2 separate regions of the Mus musculus genome follow, and region 2 is linked to region 1. The links are chromatin loops, found by intact Hi-C in ENCODE. Cell type or tissue: gastrocnemius. All regions are shown on one strand.

The links. Peaks named below come from ENCODE experiments on the same cell type or tissue, not always from the same donor. Only the 100,000 strongest peaks of a DNase experiment are listed, where the experiment ranks them.
Region 2: a loop joins it to region 1, with 7 times the contacts of the local background. A loop is called at or near these places in 19 of 42 quality-filtered maps.

Annotation. Positions count from the first base shown.
Region 1 is chr12:70,058,660-70,066,659 of GRCm38, reverse strand. Nin (ninein) reads left to right here. Exons shown (of 29, transcript NM_001081453.1): 4 at 3,932-3,971; 5 at 5,319-5,509. Among named protein-coding and RNA genes, the nearest start is that of Nin, 40 kb to the left of the region's middle. In gastrocnemius, CTCF peaks have their summits at 4,352 (motif pointing right) and 7,006; a DNase peak (open chromatin) is centred at 4,359; H3K27ac peaks cover 2,351 bases.
Region 2 is chr12:69,958,174-69,966,173 of GRCm38, reverse strand. Atl1 (atlastin GTPase 1) reads right to left here. Exons shown (of 15, transcript NM_178628.5): 13 at 6,702-7,133; 14 at 5,612-5,626; 15 at 2,089-2,946. The coding sequence ends at 2,836. It overlaps Sav1 (salvador family WW domain containing 1), which reads left to right. Exons shown (of 5, transcript NM_022028.2): 5 at 1-1,162. The coding sequence ends at 34. It also overlaps the pseudogene Gm3086. Among named protein-coding and RNA genes, the nearest start is that of Gm52003, 11 kb to the left of the region's middle. In gastrocnemius, a CTCF peak has its summit at 3,521 (motif pointing left); a DNase peak (open chromatin) is centred at 3,505; H3K27ac peaks cover 2,034 bases.

The DNA.
Region 1 (8,000 bases):
GCTTCCATGCTGGACCATTAGTTAGGGGTGAGAGATGGGGAAAGAAGTGAGAGATCTTGGACAGTGATGGATGCACGGAGGCTGTAGCACCCTGACTGTAGACTCATGAAACACTGGGAACTATGGGAGAGCGTCTTCGTCCCTCAAAGGCTTTACTCACTATTTTGACAAGCATGGGGAGATACATGAGCAAACACGAGAAGCCACGCATGCCCTGCCACCTTTGGAATTGTTGCTGAAGATGTTCTGAAGTTGTATGCTGCTGCTTCTGAAAGGAAATAAAACTTGAGACATGTAATTCATGTAATTTATGTCAAATAGCCCAAAGAGTTGTTTGTGAGCTTTGAAACCTGGGGCTGAGAACATAGCAGAACAGGCCAGGTCATGCCTGGGCAGGCCCGTCATCACATGTCCTGACTGGCCTAGTGCCTCCCTATCTCCCGCCCTTCTGACAGTCTGTTGATGTTTAAATGAACCAATCATGTGAAACCGTGCCAATCCCTCCCCCAGCCCCACCCCTTTTCTATAAAAGTCCCTAACTTCCAAGCCTTGGGGTCGAAATCACTGTCTCCTGTGTGAGATACGTTTCGAACCGGAGCTCTGCCATTATGGCTCCACCATGTGGTCAACACCTCTGTCTCCTGCGGGAGATATGTGTTGGCCCAGAGCTCCGTCATTAAACTACCTCATGCTTTTACATCAAGATGGTCGTCTGTTCGTGATTCATGGGTGAGCACAGAATGAGAATTGAGTGGGGGCTTCCCCACTAGGTTCTTTCACTTCGTTTTTTGTTCCAAGATGCTCTGTGCCTGCTGAGGCTCTTTAAAGTTTGGGCCCAACGAGACCGCCTTTCTTCCCTTTTCCCCATCAGTGTTCATTGTTTAAAAAGTGAAGAACAACTCGTGTTTAATAGTTTCATTTGGACCAGTGGTCCTGAGGTCATAAACTCCATTTAATATGTTATGGGTGAGATGCTGAATAATGAATTTGCATGATTTCCGGTGCCAAAGTAGGGTGAGCACTTGGCTCAGTCTGTTGGTAGCTGGGATGCTCTTATCAGTGGGCATCTATGGATTTAAAGTCTTATATATAATAGCAGTTTAATTCTGATCAGAAACAGTAGTTGGGGAGATCCCTGGAGGATTGTTGACTGCCACTCCCCTCTGCTTCACCAGGACACACACATCTAGAAGCTTAGAGCACTATCTTTATCTAGAAATTCCGGACAAGTGAGATAATGAAATTGTTACCCAAGGAAACACCTGGGCCCCAGTCCCAGCCATTCCCTGTCCGTTTGGCACTTCAGTTAGCTTAGCCATCTTGAGACATGACCTTTGGCTGTCTCCAGTTCAGCAGAGTCTGTTTGGGGATTTCATTTGGAGGTTTCAGCTTAGCTGAGTCCATGACTCTTAAGCATCCCTAAGGACTAAGGAGCTGTGAATTGTAGTAGACACTTGCCTCTCCTTGAAGAGGAGATGACTACCATGAATGTAATGGTTAATATTGTCAACTTGATGAAATCTGAATTCACTTGGAGACAAGGCTCTGGGCATGCCAATGAGGGATTATCTAGATTAGGTTAAGTAAAGTGAAGAGAACCATGTTAACTGTGGGCAGTGCCATCCCATGAGCTGGAGACCTAGACTGAGCAAAAAGAAGGTCACCAGCATGAATGGAAGGAAGTTTCCATTGCTCTCTTAATTCCTGACTAGGGACACAGTGTGCCTACCTGTCTCCTGCTCCTGTGTCATACTCTCCCTTCGGTGATGGACTGTGTCCCTGAGAACTGTAAATAGAAACAAACCCTTCCATCCTTCAGTTGCTCGTGTCAGGTACCTAATGAGTGTGTGTGTGTGTGGGGGGGGGGGGGTTAAGGAGCTATGCCAAGGTAGCCTAAAAGCACATTAAGTCATGTCATCTTGAACTACTGAAAGACAGTGTTTGGTGTGAGCATTTTTTTGCACCGCACACGATCTGCCATGAGTAACCCAGGCTCTGCAGACTGGAGTTAATTAGGCCTATCTTCCTGCTGTGTTTATTTCAGAAGTCTAAGAAATCAACTAGCATGTTACAGTTTAACCATCCCAGTGAATGGGCTGGTTATTTGGTATAAAAGGCAACTTTATTCATAAAAATCTCTCTCTCTCTCTCTCTTTCTCTCTCACACACACACATACACACACACACACACCATGTATTTCTTCCCCTTTTAGGACTTTATAATTTTCGGGCTGTGTACAAAGACCTAGTTTTCATTTCTATATGTTAATGCTTTGCTTCTGTTTGTCTTCTCGCTGTTCTCAGATAGTCCAGTCTACCCATGGGTATTATAAAGTCCAGGCTGACACAAAACTCCTAGTCCCTATCCTTCTGCCTCCCGGGTGCTAGTGTCTCTAGGCCAGGGCCACCACACCCGTGGATTAGAGTTGTGTGTGAATTGTCTTCTCAGCAGGACTTTCTTCACTGGCGTAGATCCTCCCTGTGGGACAGGAGCAACAGGCAGCTTGCTTGAGAGACCCAAGCCATTTGCAGGAGAACCAAAGCCACATGTTATAACTGGCCCAAGGAAGATTGATACAGAATTTGGCCAGTGGAGCAAGGCTGGATTTGTTCCAGACTTGTGATGAGGGGGAAGTTACCAGTACAAAACTACATGGCTCTGACCTTGGAGGAACCTCACTCAGAACTTACTATGCTAAGGTGTCTAGTTCAAATAAATTCCATTATGGTCAATGAATTTACTACCAGCACAAGTGCGTTGAATTCAGCTTTCTGGTCTACCTGTGGGACTGCATCTGTGTTTGCTCTCATTGACAGGTGCACCCAACCCATTCTTACTTCAGGAATTATTAAGGACTCCTGTTCTCTTTGTTGTCTGTAGTTCAGATGACCGTCAGGACTCAGTTCATCCATTGCTGCTGTTAGGACATCAACCTTCACTTTCCCAGTGTGATGTGTCCTTCTCAGTCCCCATTCTGTCTTGCCTCCTCTTTTCTGGTCCCCATGTCTTCATTGGCATGTGAACTTTATTGAGATTATAATATAATTACATTCCCACCCCCCTTTTGTGATCCAAGTCTTCCCATATACCTCTCCTTGCTCTCTTTCAAATTTGTGGTCCCCCTTTTCATTAAGTATTGTTACATGCATATCTTGATTGTATATACATAGATATTATAAAGACTGAGAAGGTTATACTTAGGAATATCTATATAAGTGTTACTCGTGTGTGTGTGTGTGTGTGTGTGTGTGTGTGTGTGTGTGTGTTTTCAGGGCTCAGTGTTTGGTATTGAGTAATGGCTTGGTGTGCTCTTCCCTAGGGAAGACAATGTCTTCTCTCAGCTTTCCCTATGTGTCTGTAATTCTTTGTGTAGGGTTGAGGCATGTACATTAGTGTCCTCTGTGTTCAACTCATGTTTAAGTGGTCATGTTGGTGAGACTTCACGAGTGCCTTTACAACCTTTCTGCCTTCTCTTCTATATATGTACTTTGTTGGACAAGAAATAAGTATGTGCTGCTCTTGTGTGTGTTTCCAAGATGTAGCATGAAGGAGATCGATCACTCAGCACTTACCCACTGAAGAACAAATGTGTAAATTTGAATTCACATTTGGTGAACTCTGCATATTCCATTTAGGCTGGTTTAATGGGTTCTAATAGGTTCTGTTGTTGAATAAGTAACCTTAAAAATGACAAGACAACTTCCTAGTGTCATGCAAAGACAGTACTTTGTGCTGGCAAGGTTGGCAAAGATCAGTCTATTTCAAGAGGTTTCAACCTCTTGATTGGTGGTCTGGTTAACTGAAAAGAGCCCGTTCCGACTCAAAGGCTAAAGTCATGCGTCTAACCCACATGGTGACTTGATAGCTAGGGAGAAATGTGGTCCAGAGGCTGGGTTCAAATGTGTACTCATTGTCTGTTGCCTTCTCTAGCACTGGAAGACACAACGCAGTGAGGAGTATGAAGCAGAAGGTAAGCAATTACAGTGGGGTTAGGGGGACCACTGAGGAGGGAAAGCCCTGGCTGCTATGGCTAAGGCACTCTGTGCACCACTTTCCTCCTTCTTGCACTAAAAGGAAGTGATATGCTAAGATTAGGACCAACAGCAACAGACAAAAAAAAAAAAATTTCCAAGTGACACTTTACACTCTTCAAACCCTGGCTATTAACACTGTAGGAAAGATGGCAGTGACTATATAGCAGTCCATGTATAGAGGACGACTGTAGTGCAGACTGTCAAAGGGGCTCGTGAACATCTCCAACATGCCCAGCTTGTATCTATAGATTTATAGATGATATATTATGAAGTATCTATAGATAGACTATGAAGCACAACACAACAATCATGTGGCCACCAGATGGCACTGTGATTCAGCTCACGTTCCTGCCTAACCCCCAGATGAAGTGTGGATAGTAAGTATAATTAAAACAATGTGTTCTCTGGCTCTCCAGCCTGGGATAATAGTACAGTAATGGGTTTAAATTCTGTCAATAAATATCAGGAATGACACTGAGTGCCCTTCCAGCCTTCCATGGTTCTCCCAGGCACATAAAATCATGCCCACAAGTATCCCAAGTCTAAGCAGTGACTTCACGCGTTCACATTTGCATTGCTAGTTTAGAAGCAGGGTGGCTAATGCAGGATAAGTAGTCTTGGCATTTGAGTAAGTAGTTTGACCCTGTCGTTAAACAGAACCTAGCATACATCCACAGATGCTAACACACTCACAGTTCGCAGCCTTGTCTTTCAAGTGAGTCTCGGGTTTCTGATTTGGAAAATAGATGAACGTTAGAGGCTCATTATGGCTGTTTCCTTCCCAGGAAAAGGTGCTATAATACTTAGCCCAGAAAGACGGCAGAAATGAAGCATTGGGAAAGCAAGCGCCAGTTGAGGCATCTGACCTCATGTGTATGAGACAGTGTTTCTTTCTCATGGGTGATTGTCCCAGAGCAAAAGCTGCCTTCAGTTTACATTTGGACTTCAACTAAATCAGAGTGGGTCAACATTTGTAGTCATCTCATACAGTGTTCATTATAGGGCAGGAAAGATGGCTTAGCAGTTGTGAGTATTAATTGTTCTTCCAGAGGACCCAGGATCGCTCTCCAGTACCACACAACTGCTCACAACCATCTGTGACTCTAGTATCCCTGTGAGCACTCTATGTATGTAGTACATGACATGTACGCAAGCAAAACACTCAGCCATGCAAAAGAATAAAAAACAATAGAAAGAATTGCCTTCCAAGGGTACCTTTCCATAGCAGGCACTGTCTCTGTGCAAGTCCTTTGGAGACAACAGAGTTTTTGCTTTGATTTTAGGCCAGCTGAGGTTTTGGAACCCAGATGACCTGAATGCTTCACATGGTGGGTCTTGCCCTCCTCCAGACTGGATAGAAGAGAAACTGCAAGAGGTTTGTGAAGATCTGGGGATCACTCGAGATGGTCACCTGAACCGGAAGAAGCTGGTTTCCATCTGCGAACAGTATGGATTACAGAATGTGGATGGAGCGGTAAGCCCATAGCTGGGGTCTGATTTGGAATAATGAGAAGAGCTTTGTCTGCCCCCAGGCTGGTAAGAGCAGCACTGTGACTTCCTTATTAGAGACACAGCCTGCCTGCCTGCCTGCCTGCCTGCCTGCCTGCCTGCCTGCCTGCCTGCCTGCCTGCTTTCTTGCTTGCTTTCTTTCTTTCTTTCTTTCTTTCTTTCTTTCTTTCTTTCTTTCTTTCTTTCTTTCTTTCTTCCTTCCTTCCTTCCTTCCTTCCTTCCTTCCTTTCTTCCTTTCTTCCTTTCTTCCTTTCTTCCTTTCTTCCTTTCTTCCTTTCTTCCTTTCTTCCTTTTTTTTTCTCCCTAAAAAGACATTCTACAAGATTTGGGAAAGTCATGTTTTGTGGCAGAAATCAAAGCTGATGTGGCTGAACTTCCTGAATGTATAGTATGGTCACCTACTGTGCTAAGTATGTCACCCCACATGAGACGCATCAACCAAACCAAACAGTAAAACATGGGAGAATGCAGAGGAGGGATGAAGAGAGCCTCAGGCTTGAGTTAGGAGAACTTTGAAAGCCAGCCTGCTGCATGTTCAGTTCTGGAAAGTTCTCAGTGTCATCTTTGGGCCCTTGGGTAGACTAGAGCAGTTCACAGGACAGGCTGCCTCTCTAGCCGTGGTTTGAAGTTTACATCACGCTGGTGTGAGGAGAGCCTTGGTTATATAGAACAGCCAGACTCTGGCTACGAGGAAATGGGGCCAGGTAGCTTGGTAGTTTTGATAGCACAAAATGTCTTCAAGCCCCAGAGAGTTTATGACGTAAGATTCTGTTTTCCCTTTTTGCTGAAGAATCATGGCAGGATCGTTAGGATTAATGTGGGATTAGCCGTGAAGCTCTACAGAAAAACCTATAATTCTAGGACGTGTCTTTTAGAAGGCTACAAATAAAGATTAGGGGCAGTTAGAGTCAGGAATACAGTCATTGCTCCAGAATCTTTGATTATAATGACATCTGATACCATGTTGGCTGCCTCCTCGGGACAAAGTGGTAGCATATTCCTAACCAAGAAAGAGGCCGATCTTTAAAACCTGCCAAATAGCCTGACTTGCAGAAAATTTCGGTTTTTAGTGTTTTGTTTTTTTTTTTCTTTTTCTCATATGATGTGACCATTATATAAGCCCCTTGACAACCTTTGGAATATCCCAGCAACCCATTTATTTTTCAACGGTGGCTATTGAGTCATAAAATTAAATTAATTGTCCTAATTTCTGAATCAGTCCAGTACAAAGAGTCTTGGGTTGTTTTCTGTTTTGTGTTTTCCCAAGAAACATTGCACAAACTTGAGTTACTGATCTGAGGACAATTTTTGAAATATAAACCGCTGCCACTCACAGGGAGCTGGCGTCCTCTTCTGCAGGGAACTCCTAAAAACTGGATACAAGGGGCACATTCAGTTCTTTCTCTGTGCTGTTGGAATTAGGAAGGCATTGCTCATCAAGCCTGCGCCTGCTTAGTGTTTCCACTCCCTCCCACCAGGAGGAGCGAGGAGGTGCCCTGCACTTCTTAGTTCTTAGCCCAGAGGAACAGGCTGATTAGCATAGAACTTGGGGTCCTGCAACTTTAAACCTGAGAGCAGTTTGAACTCTGTCAGCCCTTTGCAGAGGAAGCCTGTGAGATCACTGCTGCCCCCCCTTTTTGCGGGGGGGGGGGTAGTAGAAGTAGATGAGCTCTCTCTGAAAGTCACACCCCTCATTCCTTTCTCTAAGTGAAGACAGCCAAGAAGGCCGAGTAGGCAGGCTAGCTCCCTCGAGGCCACATCAAACCCAAGGATAACGTTGTTTGACTTGTTCCAGTGTTTTAAAAGCTGGACTTTAAGGTACACTCTTTGAAATTGGAATTTTCCCCTAAGTATTTTGTAATGGCGAGCCACAGTCATCTCCTCCGGAGACCACAGGAGACCATGTGCTGAGCTAGCTTAGTTCTCACCACTTTCTGATGTCTGAAGCCTCCATGCCTCGGCCACTCCCATCACCTCCCAGGACACTGTGGTGTCCCAGTTCTTGGACCCTATTCTGGTACATGTTTCACAGCCTACACCCTGGGAAGTCAGCCATCCACCGACCTGGCCAGTGTGGAAAATGAAAATGCCCTTGTTCCCAAAGAGGGCTGGTCCCTCGGTTGCTCAGGTAACCTGCGTTCTCTTGAGTCCTTTTTAAATTTACATCCCTTTACCCAACACTTCTCATCCTGAGCTCTTGACTTAAAATAACTGGCAAGAGTCTACTTTGGCAAGCTGATGGATTAAGTGATGGGTGTTCAGGCCACGTAGAAAGTTCACTGATTTGGCTAAGGTCAGGCCAGCAATAAGGACATAGTCCATTGCTTTGTCTGGATATTGTGGGCATTTCTGGTTGAATGGTCCTGAAAGCCACTTCCACTAGTACATCGTTCTTTTGATTGGTGAGAATGAGACAGAACAGCTGAAGGCTTTTTGGCAACCTCAGCATCTTGTCC
Region 2 (8,000 bases), 100 kb after region 1:
TGCCCAGCAGCATGGCAAGACGTTCTTAAGTTAACTTATCACAAGCCAAGTTTATAAGAGCTTTAAAATATTTTCAGATAAATGACTGCAAACAAGTTCTTTGGTTAATAAAGGTAACTTACTATTTGGAAGTATAAAATTCTAGTTTTACATATATTTTGTTATCAATTTTTTTTCTTTTATTGAACCAAGAAAGTTTTATCATTTAAAAAGCCAATATGGCATATGCTACCAAATGCTGTATTAGGAAACTGCTGGAGACTCTGGACAAAAAGTAGTACAGGAAGAGATTATCAGCATAAACAGGCATTAAATAGGAAACCGTCACTCTCTGACTTTTTATGGACACACCCTTCTTGTTTAGGAAACAGAAGAGGATGAGAGTACATCTGTGATCAGTTGCTACGTGTGGTGTCAAGTGTTTTCTGGAATGAGATGGTTTGACTATTACCATAGGTATAGTTCAAAATACAAAACAGGACTTGGAACCTTTATTGTAACAAGCTTGTACGTGTGTGGTCATCTCCCCCCCGCCCCCTCAGTCCCCCGACCCCCAATGTAAGGAACACCTTTGAAGGAGAAAGATGAAGTCTTTGAGGAATACATTCAGAAATACAGGACTATAATAAATACATGCCTCTTAGTGCGCAACTGTTGCTAATACGGCTTCCTTCCTTTGAGGCAGAGCACATAAGTACAGTTAGCATGGCTCTGAGACACAGCACAGGCTTCCTGACCACATAGAATACTGCCTTCCATCAGGGTGGGCTAAGTTGCCAAAAACGACAATCAGGGATCCAATAAGCAATCTTGGTCACTTAAGTAAATTTTATATTGCCTTTTTTATCTTTGAGAAGTATTTGTCATAAAGGTGTAGAAACAGGCTGTCATTCCTTCCTATTTTTCTTGCTTTGGGTTTAATAGTTGTTCATAATTAGTGCTGAACACTTGATTACAGATAAACTTATGGAACTTCCAGCTGTAAATCTAGAATTCTTGAGCTTCATAGCTCTTCAGTTGTGCTTACAAATGTTGTGAATATGTATATATATTAGTTCTTTTCCTAAGTATAAGCACTCCATGTTAGAAGTGACTTTGAATTATTGATAAAATTTCGCATTTGATTTTATATAACAAGTTATTAAATATATTTTTGTGGAAACTGTCTGGTCCTTGAATGCATGTTTTGGTATATTTAGTCTAATGTTTGATGCTTTATACTTGTTATGCTTTATCATTCTGTTCAGAAGGCCCACAAGCCTATAATGAAAAGAGAAGCTGAAGCTAAAATATGGCTACTGGGACATTATCAGGGGAAGAGAATTAGTGCGCATACGGCCAGCTGTCTGTAAAGAAGTGTAAACTTCTGTTCAGCTTGTAAGCTTACACACATTCTTCTGTCTCTCTTACTTTCTGTTCACCATTTCTGAGACAGTTAAAAATGTCTGCTTGGGCTCCCGGGTAGATGAGGCATTACCATTCTTCCATTACTAGTCTCTCCTCTGATTTATTTTCCTCTAAAGGGTTTAGTTTCGTTAACAAAATTCCACTAAAGATTTCAGTTATTAGAAATATATTATAGCCAGGTGGTGGTGGTAGTACATACCTTTAATCCCAGCACTTGGGAGGCAGAGGCAGGTGGATTTCTGTGAGTTCGAGGCCAGCCTGGTTTACAGAGCAAGTTCCAGGACAACCAGGGCTACACGGAGAAACCCTGTCTTGAACCACCACCGCCCCCACTGCACACACCCCCCTCCCCAACACACAAAAAGAAATATAGACTCCCTGGTTTACATGAACTGGAAGGATGCTACAGGTAGCAACATGTTTCTAATTTGGGAGGTGGGCAGGGCCATCACAAGTTGAAAGACAGCTTGAGCTGCATAGTAAAATCTTGTCTAAGGAGTAAATAAACTTTTTTTAAAATCAAAGAACTGGAAAGTACCTAATACAATTAGCTTGTATTTAAGATGTATATTTAAGTTTGAAGTGGGATCAGAAATAGTGTATGCTCACACCACCTTGAGCACCCAGTCTTGTCTTGAAATGGTATCAGAAAGAAAATGCACCTTGAACTGAGGCAGAATAGACCTTTCATGCCACACCAGACCTCCCAAGTAGTTCTAGAGCCAGTGAGCATTTGGTTTAATGTTAGGAAACAGTAAAGTTTAATAGTTCACATATTAAAAGAATAAACCTATGAAGAATACATTTGTGGTGTACCAAATGAAAAAATATACAGTGCAGTGAAACTCAAACACATGTACAAAACAATTTTTGTGCATTTTTGATCAAGAGATTTACATTCTATATTCATAAAGATATAAAAGAAACAATGTATAGTTTTTGGTAAAGCAACTTTTAAGCTCTCAAATATGTTTCAAGGTAAGAGCCTGTGGTATGTATAATATTATATAGATTAAAATCAAGCCTGCCAAGTTATACTGTGCTTTAACAAATAGCTATGTAAAATAACTTAAATTTTCTATAGAAATCAAATGAGCATATCCAAACCCAGAGTAATACTACACAATATTTAATTATAACCCAGTAGTAGAACTTAGAAAAGTCAAGCAGAACAAATCTATCCTCAAATTTACAAATACCTGAAATGATAATAGCATATTTAAAGACAGAAATGAGGAAACTGCACATTGACAAATAACCATGCATACATACATCTGCTCATTAAACACTGGAGTAAAGAAGTAAACTGTCCGAGTCCTCGGTCGGGTGTTTGGGTTTCACTCTAAAGGAAGCACTTTGCATGTTTGCATGGAAACAAAAGCTTTGATAGTTAGCTGACAAACGGTCATGCACCTGCATGTTTTTAGATTAAATTTTCTTCTTTTCCGGTTGTTGAGTAGGCTCTGACTTGGGTGCAGGGAAAGCTTGGTGACACAGGTGTCTGTGGGTTGCTGCTGCACTGTAAAGCTTGTATAACGCCTAGAATATAAGAACCAGGGTTAGAAGACACACAGGTCTCATTTCCTTTTTAGCTTATAGTACTATATAAAATTCAGCATGCTGAAGTCATACTTTTCAAATACATTTTTGTATACGGTGTGCATGCATGTGTTTGTGTGTGTGGGTGTATGTGGAGGCCAGAGGTTGTTGGGCATCTTCCTTTAATGCTCTCCACATTATATATGAGGCAGAGTCTCTCACCAGTTTGGCTAGTCTAGCCACCAAGCTTGCCCCAAGAATCGCATGTCTTCTAAGCAGAGGGATTATGGATGGGCCACCACATCCACCTGGCATTTGAGTAGATCTGAACTCAGGTCCTCAGCCTTGGGTGGCAAGTGATTTACCCACTGAGCCCTCTTCTCAGTCCCAAATTGATACATCTTTATATCATCACTCTCTCAAACACTGACTGGTGGGGGCTGAAGAGATGGCCTAGCTGGTTTGAGCACTGGCTGCTCTTCAGAGGAGTTGGATTCAATTCCTAACACCCACGTGATGGTTCCTAACTGTAACCAGTAATCCCAACCCCAAGGGATCTGATGCCCTCTTCTGGCCTCCACTGGGTCTGCATGTACATGGTACACAGACTTGACGTGCAGCTGAATACTCACACACATGTAAAACAAACAGCAGTTCCTACTATCTTAAAATGTAGAACAGTTTCAGGCCCACGGCCTGTGCTGGTGGTTAAGCTTATCAAGGTTTTACTCTCTGACCGAACCTCCTTTATCTTAAACATCTCCTAGAATATAGCCCAGCCCAGCAGCTTTCCATGTCCCAGACGGATATGTGGGCATCTCACCGTGAAGTACTGCCAGTTTTAGACAGCATAGATCTGTAACCTCCTGCTGTAATGTATCTTCCAGAACTGGCTACTTTTCTATGTTACGGGTGTGCTAGGTCAGCTAAAGGCTCCCTCTCCGTGCCCAGCTGGGCTCTCTTATTTCGTGTGCTCCCCGGCAGTGTCTCCACTACTCGGTTCTGACTGCGCAGACTCATTCAGAGCCACCACCTCAAAAAGCCTTTCACCACTGACGTGACCTCCTGATTATCCCTCGTATTACTTTAAAGGTGTTTGAATCCAAAGAATTTTAGGGCCTTTCTTACAAGTTTCACTGTGTGATCCAGGTTAGCTTCAAATTTATGATCCTGCTTCCTCCACCTCCTGAGTACTGGGATTACAGACACGTGCCACTACAGCATGCATTCACATATTTACATATTTCACATTTTTGGGTACTCCTAAGTATCTTTGTTTCTCCCCTCAGCTAGTGTAGAAGAGTTATCCCTCTGTCACATACTGAACACCCAATTCCGACTCATGTATTCTGGAGTGTGTAGTTTTGAATATTTTGAAGAACTGGGTAAAAGCTTATTATCTACTTAGCTATTCTCAAAAACCTTCTGTGATTCTGCATAGGTGTTTCCCTAAAGAGGATTTATTCATTCGTGTACTTCATATATGGATGCTTTGTCTGCATGTATGCCTGCACAGCAGAAGGCGGCATTGAATCCCACAGGACTACAGTTACAGACAGTTGTGAGCTGCCATGTGGGTGCTGGGAATTGAACTCAGGACCTCTGGAAGATGAGCCAATGCTGTTACCCACTGTGTCATCTCTCCAGCCCCTATAGCTGTTTTCCTAACACTAAATATGGTTAGTGCCATGTTCAGATATGTAAACGTGGTCAGTACAGCACGGTGTCACCCTAGTTCTGGCATGCTGCTGCTCCTAGTGTACAGAGCTTAATTCCAGTTCTCTTCAGGTATTAAGTTCCCCTGCCCAAGGTTTATGTACAAGCTGAAGTTTGATTTGTTCTTCTAGTGAAGTTAGTTTACTAAATCACGTCTTTGATGGAATCTACTCAGATTGTACTCCTGCTTGGTTTCACTGCAGAACTGCAGGGGATACCTGTGACGGTCGGTCTTCACCGTCAGCCTTACGGGATTTAGAGTCACTATGGAAGCACCTCTAGGTATGATTATACAGATGTTTCCAGAAAGATCAACTAGGTCAAGAACATCCACCCCGAGTGTGGGGAAGACTACTTATCCCATGGGCTGTGGCCTCAGACTGAATAAAAGGAGCAAACGTGCTGAGCGCAAGCATCCATCTTTCCCTGCTCCCTGCCGGCCGCTGCCACGGTCTCTTCTCATACTAAGCCAACCAAACCTTTGCTCCTGTGTTTCTGCTTGTCCACTATTTGACCAATATGGGGAAACTAAATACTACAACATTGAGCTGAAAACATGAACCTTGTCTACACAGAACTAAAATCAAACACCCTTTAATGACACTTTTGTTCAAATTAAGTCCTACATAATATTTGGAATATGTTAAAAGTTCATACAAATTTACATTTTATTTTTATTTTTTTATTTTTCGAGACAGGGTTTCTCTGTATAGCCCTGGCTGTCCTGGAACTCACTTTGTAGACCAGGCTGGCCTCGAACTCAGAAATCCGCCTGCCTCCCAAGTGCTGGGATCAAAGGCGTGCGCCACCACCGCCCGGCCAAATTTACATTTTAGAGAATATTTTCTAAGATTATGCTCTAAAATATCCTTTAATACCTAGTCAGTTATAAAATAGGAATATCATATTTACAAATAATATATCTGTTAATTAAAAAATGTTAGCTTACCTCATTTGTGCTTCCCTGTAGCAAAGGGAATTTTAAAAGGAAAATGTTATATCTTGCTTAATTCATAATTTTCAACTTCATTTGCAATATCAATTATAAGCATTAAGAAAAAATACTCCTGAAGATTTTTAAGTTTAGATTCCGTATTTTATCAGAATATTTTAAAGAACCCAATTCTGCATTTCAGATAAGTTTTAGCAGTGTGTTCTAGGAAGGTGTTGAGGTTTACACAGGTAACCCATCTTTAGCCTTGTGTGCATGAGCGCTGACAAGAGAGTGAGTAGTTTGGGAGGCAGTGTTATTTCAGCTTGAGTCCTCAAAGCACACAACTCATTAGTTACCCTTCTATTACAGAGTACAGACAGGTGTGCTCCTCACACTGCATACTGTCAGCTACCTCTAGATCACAATGGTCAAAAGCTTAAAACATAAAGTTGTATGGGCTCCTTTAATTTCCCTAACTTCTCACTAAGTAACTGAAGAGACTCTGGGACAGTAGTAAGTTACTGTCTTTCTTTCTTATATATTCCCACTGTCTTTCCTGTCCTTAGTTATTTGACCACCATGCCATGGTGGTCCTGACTCCCTCAGCTGAAGCTAACTAGACCAGCAGAGCCAGCAGCTGGCCCACAGGCAGCTACGTCAGAGGCTGACCACTGGCTCATGCTGCAGCTTAGTGCAGAAGTATAGGTCAATTACAGTCTGAAGTAATCTGATACTTAAAGGGAATGACATATAACCAAATGATTGTGGTTCACATATGCCCCTCACCAAGCCAGTGCTAGTCAAGGGCTAAGTTAAGTTTAACTCAAGGTCACGACAGCTAAATGACTGTCAGACACTACTAACACTATTAACTTCTCACACGGTAATATTTTAGAATCAGAGAGTAAAAATGCTGTTAATGTATGTATGTTTTAAATACTAAAATGTTAACTAGAAAGCAGTTGTGTAGGACTTAGTTAGTTGCTCAAATCTTGGTATACTGTAAAGTTTTAAAGAATGGGCCCAAGTCATGTTCACCTGTATATTTCTAATAGTGAATGCAACACTAATTACACAGCATGTGCAAACCTGAAGGTACTCTCACCTGGTCCCACAAAGCTGCAGCTACCTGGTCGATTACAGCACCCAGCTCTCGATATTCGCCAGAGTAGCGGATATATGCCCAGGTGCAGAGGGTGATAAGCGTCAGTCCCATGATCATGTTGCACAGGCTAGCTATGATGTCCAAACCAATGAATCCAGTCACACCAGCAATCACGTATGTGATAAAGATGACAACGAACAGTGTGGCTGGGGTTCGAGCAGCATGGAAGATATTTTTGCTGTCATTGTGCTTAATATACTGGATGTAGAGTTCATCTATTTCACTCTCCAGCTGCTGCAGGTAACGCCGGCTGAACTCTTCCCCGCCCATCTTCTTCACGCCTCGGAATAACTTCACAGATTCTTCTTTTAGCTGCAGGTGCTTGCTTTGCAGGTCGTTAGGGGCCAAAAATGGTTTATCACCACCACAAACCTGTCAGAAAGAGAGGCTTCTGTTTATGTAATATGGAGTAAATTAACAACTGTGTCCATGCCTTTTCTTGGAGTACACCAGAATGCTTCCTAAGAGTGATGGACTAAGGGGTGGGCTACACTTCCACCACCTCGAGACACTGCAGCCAGAACTGTGTTGTCAGTCAGAGCACAGTTACTATGAACAGCCTATTCAACTGCTATTGCTTAAAGTATAACGTATACAATTCATGCAGTGCAGAATTTTCATAATAAATGATTATATTTACTACACTTCTCTCAACAGTATTTTAGAGCCCATTTCTACTTTATTAAAAAAGTTCGGTACAGTAACATAGTATTTTGTGTTATGCTAACTACAGCTTGATACTCTCTGCATTTATGTATTTTGATTGCATCAAGAAGACAAGTTGAGGGACTGACTAAACATCTAGGTATATGTACATACGTAGCGATGTTTGCATGACAGAATTACTTGATGCATTTCTCACAGGCTGATTCCTGTCATCATCAGTCTGAACTAGTTGCCTCCATATCCACGAGGATTAACCACTAAATGTGGCTAGTATACTGCCTTATATAATAAAGGCGTTTTATGATTTCTGCTGGTGTTTTTCGAGACAGGGTTTCTGTGTAGCCCTGGATATCCTGTAACTAGCTCTGTAGACCAGGCTTGCCTCCAACTCAAGGGATCTGCCTGCTTCTGTCTCCCAAGGGCTGAGATTACAGGCTTACACCATTATGCCTGGATAATACAGTCATTCTTAATCCCCCTTCTGTCTCTGTTTCTCTCCACAGGGACTCACTATTACAGCTCTGGCATCAAATGTACTCTGTAGAGCGGCTGGCCTCAAATTCACAGTAATCC